2 separate regions of the Homo sapiens genome follow, and region 1 is linked to region 2. A link is a contact called in ENCODE Hi-C or POLR2A ChIA-PET data. All regions are on one chromosome and are shown on one strand. Each heading gives the region's core, a stretch centred on a gene start or an enhancer-like site at or near the end of the contact. The rest is flanking DNA. Distances are from core to core; before and after follow the strand shown.

What was found. A loop is a pair of places that touch in the nucleus more often than their neighbours do. ChIA-PET counts read pairs that join two places held with the same protein, here RNA polymerase II (POLR2A). Pooled maps may share reads with other maps.
Region 1: a pooled map shows a loop between it and region 2 (2.5-fold over the local background). The contact joins the enhancer-like site here to the promoter of MTFP1 in region 2. A Hi-C loop is called at or near these places in 3 of 50 pooled maps. POLR2A ChIA-PET finds 5 or more read pairs at or near these places in 5 of 52 experiments (A549, PC-3, activated CD4-positive, alpha-beta T cell and 2 more).

The regions. Positions count from the first base shown.
Region 1 is chr22:30,220,096-30,222,827 of GRCh38, reverse strand. No RefSeq gene overlaps it. Among named protein-coding and RNA genes, the nearest start is that of LIF-AS1, 18 kb to the left of the region's middle. RefSeq lists an enhancer at 927-1,557. Within about 2 kb of position 1,452, at least 6 of the 41 ENCODE cell types and tissues checked have a DNase peak (open chromatin) inside an H3K27ac peak, as active enhancers do.
Region 2 is chr22:30,424,339-30,427,038 of GRCh38, reverse strand. It overlaps MTFP1 (mitochondrial fission process 1), which reads right to left and starts at 1,271. Exons shown (of 4, transcript NM_016498.5): 1 at 1,093-1,271; 2 at 195-322. The coding sequence starts at 1,159. SEC14L2 (SEC14 like lipid binding 2) reads right to left here. Exons shown (of 12, transcript NM_012429.5): 12 at 1,736-2,700. RefSeq lists enhancers at 1-452, 453-1,011 and a silencer at 2,629-2,700.

The DNA of each region.
Region 1 (2,732 bases), core at 203-2,702, 200 kb after region 2:
TAAAGGTCATCTAAGCCAGAACTTCTTAACTGGGGGCAATTCTGCCCCAGGGCACACTTGACAATGTCTGGAAACATTTTTGGCTGTCACAGTTGGGGATGCTGCTGGCAACTGGCTGTAGACAGCAGGGATGCGGCTGAATATCCTACAATGCCAAGGGCAGCCCCCACCTCCAAGAGTGTGGATCATGCTGAGGTTGAGAAGCCCGGTGCTAGGGTAACCTCCCTCATAGAATCTGCTCCCCTCTGCACTACCTCTTCTGCCACCTGGTTGTCAGGCCTGCACTTGAATGCCCCCAGTGATGGGGAGCTCACCACCCTGCAGGCAACATGTTCTATCTGTAACTGGCTCAGTGTATTCAGAATGCTCTTTTCCATAACGAACTGAATCCCTTCTCCATGTTCCTATAACCTCCTAGGGCATTTGTCCTTGTTCTACCCTTGGGACCACCCGGAACTAGCCTAATTCAGCTTCTACCTAAAAGGCTTTCAAATATTTGATGGTGTGTTTGTGAATCTTTCCTGCTCCAGCCTGAACACCCTCCATGTGACCCAGGAAGTTTGGCTTGGGGTGTCGGGGTGGTCTCTACCTGTGTGAAAAGCACAAGGACCCCAATTACCCCAGCTTGGCAGCCAACGGGGCCAGAGGAAAGCAAAGAGGTGGGTGGTGATGTCCAGGCCCCAGGAGCCCAACATCCCCATGGTTCTCCTGCCTGCTCCGTGATGCTGCTTCTCCAAGCCTCAGTTTTATCTCCTGTCAAATGGGTATAAGGACACCCACCTGGCCTTTTGCACTCGGCACTGTGAGGCTCAGAGGAGGTAAGTAATGAGAAGATGCTTCAGAAAGGTGAAAACACTGCACGAAGAGGTTGATATCCTCACCATCCAAGAAATGGATACCATCACCATACAAGAGGTTAATATCATCATGCCCACGATCCTCCCATCCCTTAGGTCTGCATGGCCAGGTGTTTTCATGCACATTGCTTTGTCTTCCTCCAGTGCACACTCTGTGCTCCCCGACGGCAGAGGGAGAGCAGCACTGGCGGTCCCCATTTTACAGACAAGCAAACTGAGGCTCAGAGACTGCAAATCACACATGGTGGGGCCAAAAGGCTGAACTCTCCAAAAAGCCAAAAGGAGACCCCATGACTCCAAATTCAGGACTCATTAGTGCCAGGGCCACGGTGACTTGGGGAGACCAAGAGAGTATCAGGGCCGAGGAGACAGGAAGCTGGTGGCACCACTGGGGACCGTCATCAGGGCCCGCTCCTCCTCCACACACTTCTTGTGCCCCCTCAAAGCTGCCTGCGGTTGGGTTCCACAAGCCTGACTGGTGGCATGGCCGTGGGCCGTGGCCGGTGTGGCCTGCGCCTGGGGCACCTGCTTCTCTCTCACACCTACCCTCCTCTCTCGCTTCCTCTCGCGGCTTGGGTTTCCTTCCTCCCTTCAAAGCTCACAAGTTCTCTTCTCTAGAGGCCACTTTCTTTTTTTTTCTTGGAATCTGCCCAGGGAGAGACACCTGTGTTTCTGTTTCGATTCCTCCCCAGGCACTTCTGTTTCCTGGGGAGGCCTGAGGGTAGCGGGGACGTGGCCCCTGGGCAGCAGGTCCGGCTCTGTGGCCACGAAGGCCATAGAAGCCTCGGTCCCTCTGTCTCCAGGCCCTGACACCCGACGACATCCCCTCCTCCTGATTCCCCGTCTGCCCTCCCTTTGCCCTCATCACTCCAACCTGAGCCCCAGAGACTCTCAGCCTCAGAGATGGAAGGGCTTTTGTTAGAACCCAGGCCCAGAGAGGGGCAAGGGCTTGCTTGAAGAAACACAGGGGGTAGAGGTAGATGTCGGGGGACTGTCCTTCCCAGGACACCAGGCAGGATTCTCCTCCCTGTCACACCCCAACCTCCACCCAGAACATTCCCTGAGTAGGCTTCCACCCTTTTCACCTGTGACATCTTCTTCTGCCTCTTGCTTTCTTGCCTGACTCATTTTTCAGGACTCAGCCCAATGGCACCTGCTCTAGGAAGCCTTCCTGGATTGCCTCTCCCTTCACCCAAGCTCCCTAGGCTGAGAGGTGTCCCCCTCTCTTCCCATAGCACTGTACTAACATGGCCTCTTGTGGAAAACTTATTTTCACTCCTGAGCTCAGACACCTGTCCTCAGCCAGCCCCGCTCACCAGGTCGTCTCCCTGTGCCCCGCCTGTGCCTGCTGTATTATGACAGGAATCGTTTACTTCTCTATCCTCCCCGACCTGTGAGTTTCTCAAAGCCTGCACCTTCACACTTTTCTTTTTTCAACAGCTTTATTGAGAGAGAATTCACACACTGTAAAATTCACCCATTTAAAGTGCAGAATTCAGTGGTTTTTAGTGTATTCACTGATATTTGCAACCACAGTCAATTTTAGAACATTCTTACCACTGCAAAAAGAGAGCTTGGGCCAGGTGCTCACGCCTGTACTCCCAACACTTTGGGAGGCTAAGGAAGAGGATGGCTTTAGCCCAGGAGTTCAAGACCAGCCTGGGCAACATAGCAAGACCCCCATCTCTACAAAAAGAAAAAAAAAAACAAACTAGCCTGGCATGGTGGTGTGTTCCTGTGACTCCAGCTACTCAGGAGGCTGAGGTGGGAGGATGTCTTAAGGCTAGGAGGTGGAGGCTGCAGTGAGCTATGATTGCACCACTGCACTCAGCCTGGGTGACAGAATAAGGCCCTGGAAGGAAGAAAAAAAGAGAG
Region 2 (2,700 bases), core at 22-2,521:
CACATCCAGTTCGGGGAGTGGGAGTGTGGGGGCAGGGGTACACTGTCCTACAAACAGGACTGTCTATGGACTGCACTAGGCAAGGTTGTAGGGACTGGAGTGTCCCACAGGGACTTTATCACATGCAAGGCTGTGGACTGAACCACACAAGAAGAGAGCTAGGGTTGGGGGTTGGAAAATAGGCTAACACTCACCTCTCCAGCCTTCTTGCCTTTGTCAATGGCATCCGCCAGCACGTAGGAGCTGGCCACGCCATAGCTCAGCCACACCACCGCCGCTGGCACAAGAGAGCGGAAAGCCTCGCCCACCTCATTGGCATAGCCTGGGGGAGGGAACATTTAATTCCTAGGCTCGCAACTGTTCCACGAGGGGGCGTTGGAGCAGGCTGGTTCTCATCCTAGCCAGCTAAGCAGTCCCTGGGTGACCTTAGGCAAGTGACTTGACCTCTCTGAGCCTCCCTTTCCGAGATGTAAACTGGTGCCATGATGCCCACCTCGGACTCGGGCCACTGAGGGCGGACTGAGCACTGAGTCACTGTTACCATTGCTTATTGGTTAGATTTCCTGGTCTTGGTCCCAGGAGTAACTGCACTAATGAGGTGACAGGCACCCAGAGGGGCAGAGTGATCGAGGGCAGCGCCACTGACCAGACGCTCGCCAAGTGCCAGGGCTTTCTGCGCTTTATCCCATTCCACCCTCGCAACCACCACCCAATGAGAGAGGCCCTCGTGTGTATCTCGTTTGTTTTTTGTTTTGTTTTTGTTTTTTTGCCGAGGAGGAAACTGAGGTTCAGACAGAGCCAGTGCGTGTCAGGACCGAAATGGGAGTGGAGATCCCGACTCCACAGCCAGCCAGAGCGCATGCCAGAGCGGGCAGCCCGCTCACCCCATGGGAGCTTCCGCCCTGGGCGACCCACCAGGGTAGTGTGACCTTGGGCAAGTCCCTAGCCCTGTCTGAGCCCAGTCTCCGGCCCAAAAGCAGAATGAGAACTAAGATCATCCCGCCTCCTCCAGGCCCCGGGCGGGCGTCCGGCGACCCCTGCTTCTCCAGCCCAGTGGTGGTGGGGTCGCCGCGCCCGTCGCCCCGCGCTCACCCAGGTATCGCACCCACGTGTCCCGGTAGAGATCGCGCTCTGCGCCCCGCGGCTGCGGCTCTGACATGACTCTCCCGCCACGGCCCCGGCCACTACAGCCGGTACTGGCTCCACTGCAGTCTCCGCCGCCGGCACTTGGGTCTGCCCGGCCGGGACCCGCCGAAAGTCCCGCGCCGAAGGACAGGTCAGGAAATCTCCGCCAGCAGGGAGCGTCTGCAAATTCCCCCCGCGCACCGAAGCCCCTCTCCCAGGCTCGGGTTTTACAGACTGGTTTTCGTCACGTTTTCTCTGAGCTGTTGGCGCTAATCGCTCCCAGGACTGAGTGTAGGTTTTGGAGCCAAAGAGACAGGGGATCAAGTTGGGGGATGCTACACTGCAAAGCTTGTGACCTCGGGCTTATCCAGCATCTCTTTATTCATTTGTAAAAACGAGGGAGGGACACAGGCTGGGCCCGTTGGCTCACGCCTGTGATCCCAGCACTTTGGGAGGCCGGAGGCGGGAAGATCTCTTGAGCCCAAGGGTTCGAGAACAGCCTGGACAACATAGCGAGACCTCGTCTCTACTAAAAAAAAAAAAAAAAAATTAATGTAATAAATAAAATGGGGAACACAATAGTGTCCACTCCCTAGGATGGTTCCGAGGATTAATTATAACAGTCACCATTTATTGAGTTTATTGCCAGTCTACATGTTCGCTAAAGGACTCTCCATGTCTTACACCTGAAACCCTCCCACCAGCCTGGGAGCCCGTTTTACAGGTGAGAAAATGGAGGCACAGAGAAGGTGGGTCATTTTCCCAGAACACACAGCTGCTAAGTGGTGAAGTTGTGATTTGAATCCAAACAGTGTGGATCCAGATCCCGTGCTCTTAATGCGAGCTCTAAATGAGGCTAGAGGAGTGAACGGTGAGCCCCTGGGAGGTAGGTGCCTGGACTCTGGAGTCCCTTCTCAGCAGTCGCCATGTATAACTAGGAAGCACTCGCATTTAACTGGATCAGTATGTCCCCAGACTGAGCTTCTTGGGGACAGGATGTTGGATGAATTAATTAACGAATGAATGAATCGGGCAAGGGAGACAGAGTTGGGGTTAGTGATTACAACAGGAGGAAGCCTTCCCCCGCTGGACCTCAGTTCACCCAGGTGAGCAATGTGTGCACTTCACTAAGTCTCTGTGACTCCTTGGCGGGTATAATTGAGCGGCGTTGGAGACAATCCTGGGTTCAAATCCTAGCTGTGCCGCCTACTGGCTGTTAGCCTCCCTGAGCCCCAGTTCCCACGTCTGCAAAAAAAATGAGAGTAGCCAACATTGACGAGCACTTACTTATACCAAGCTCTTAAGCGCTTTGCACGGCTTATTTCCTTTAATCTTTGCAACAACCCAAAGTGTAATAGTAAGCACAGGGTTTTTGCGTGATACCCGGTAGGCCTTATTAAGAATTAGCTCTTATTTTCATCAAAGGTAGAGAAAATGAGTAACTATTGAGGCCCCCGCTGGCTCCCTACGGAGGCCCCCGCTTTCAGCCCTAGGCGCCTCTGTCTTGTAGGGCTGTATAGGACAGTCCGGTCAGCAGTTACCTCAAGCTGAGCTGGGCTTGTAGGTTGGGGAGGG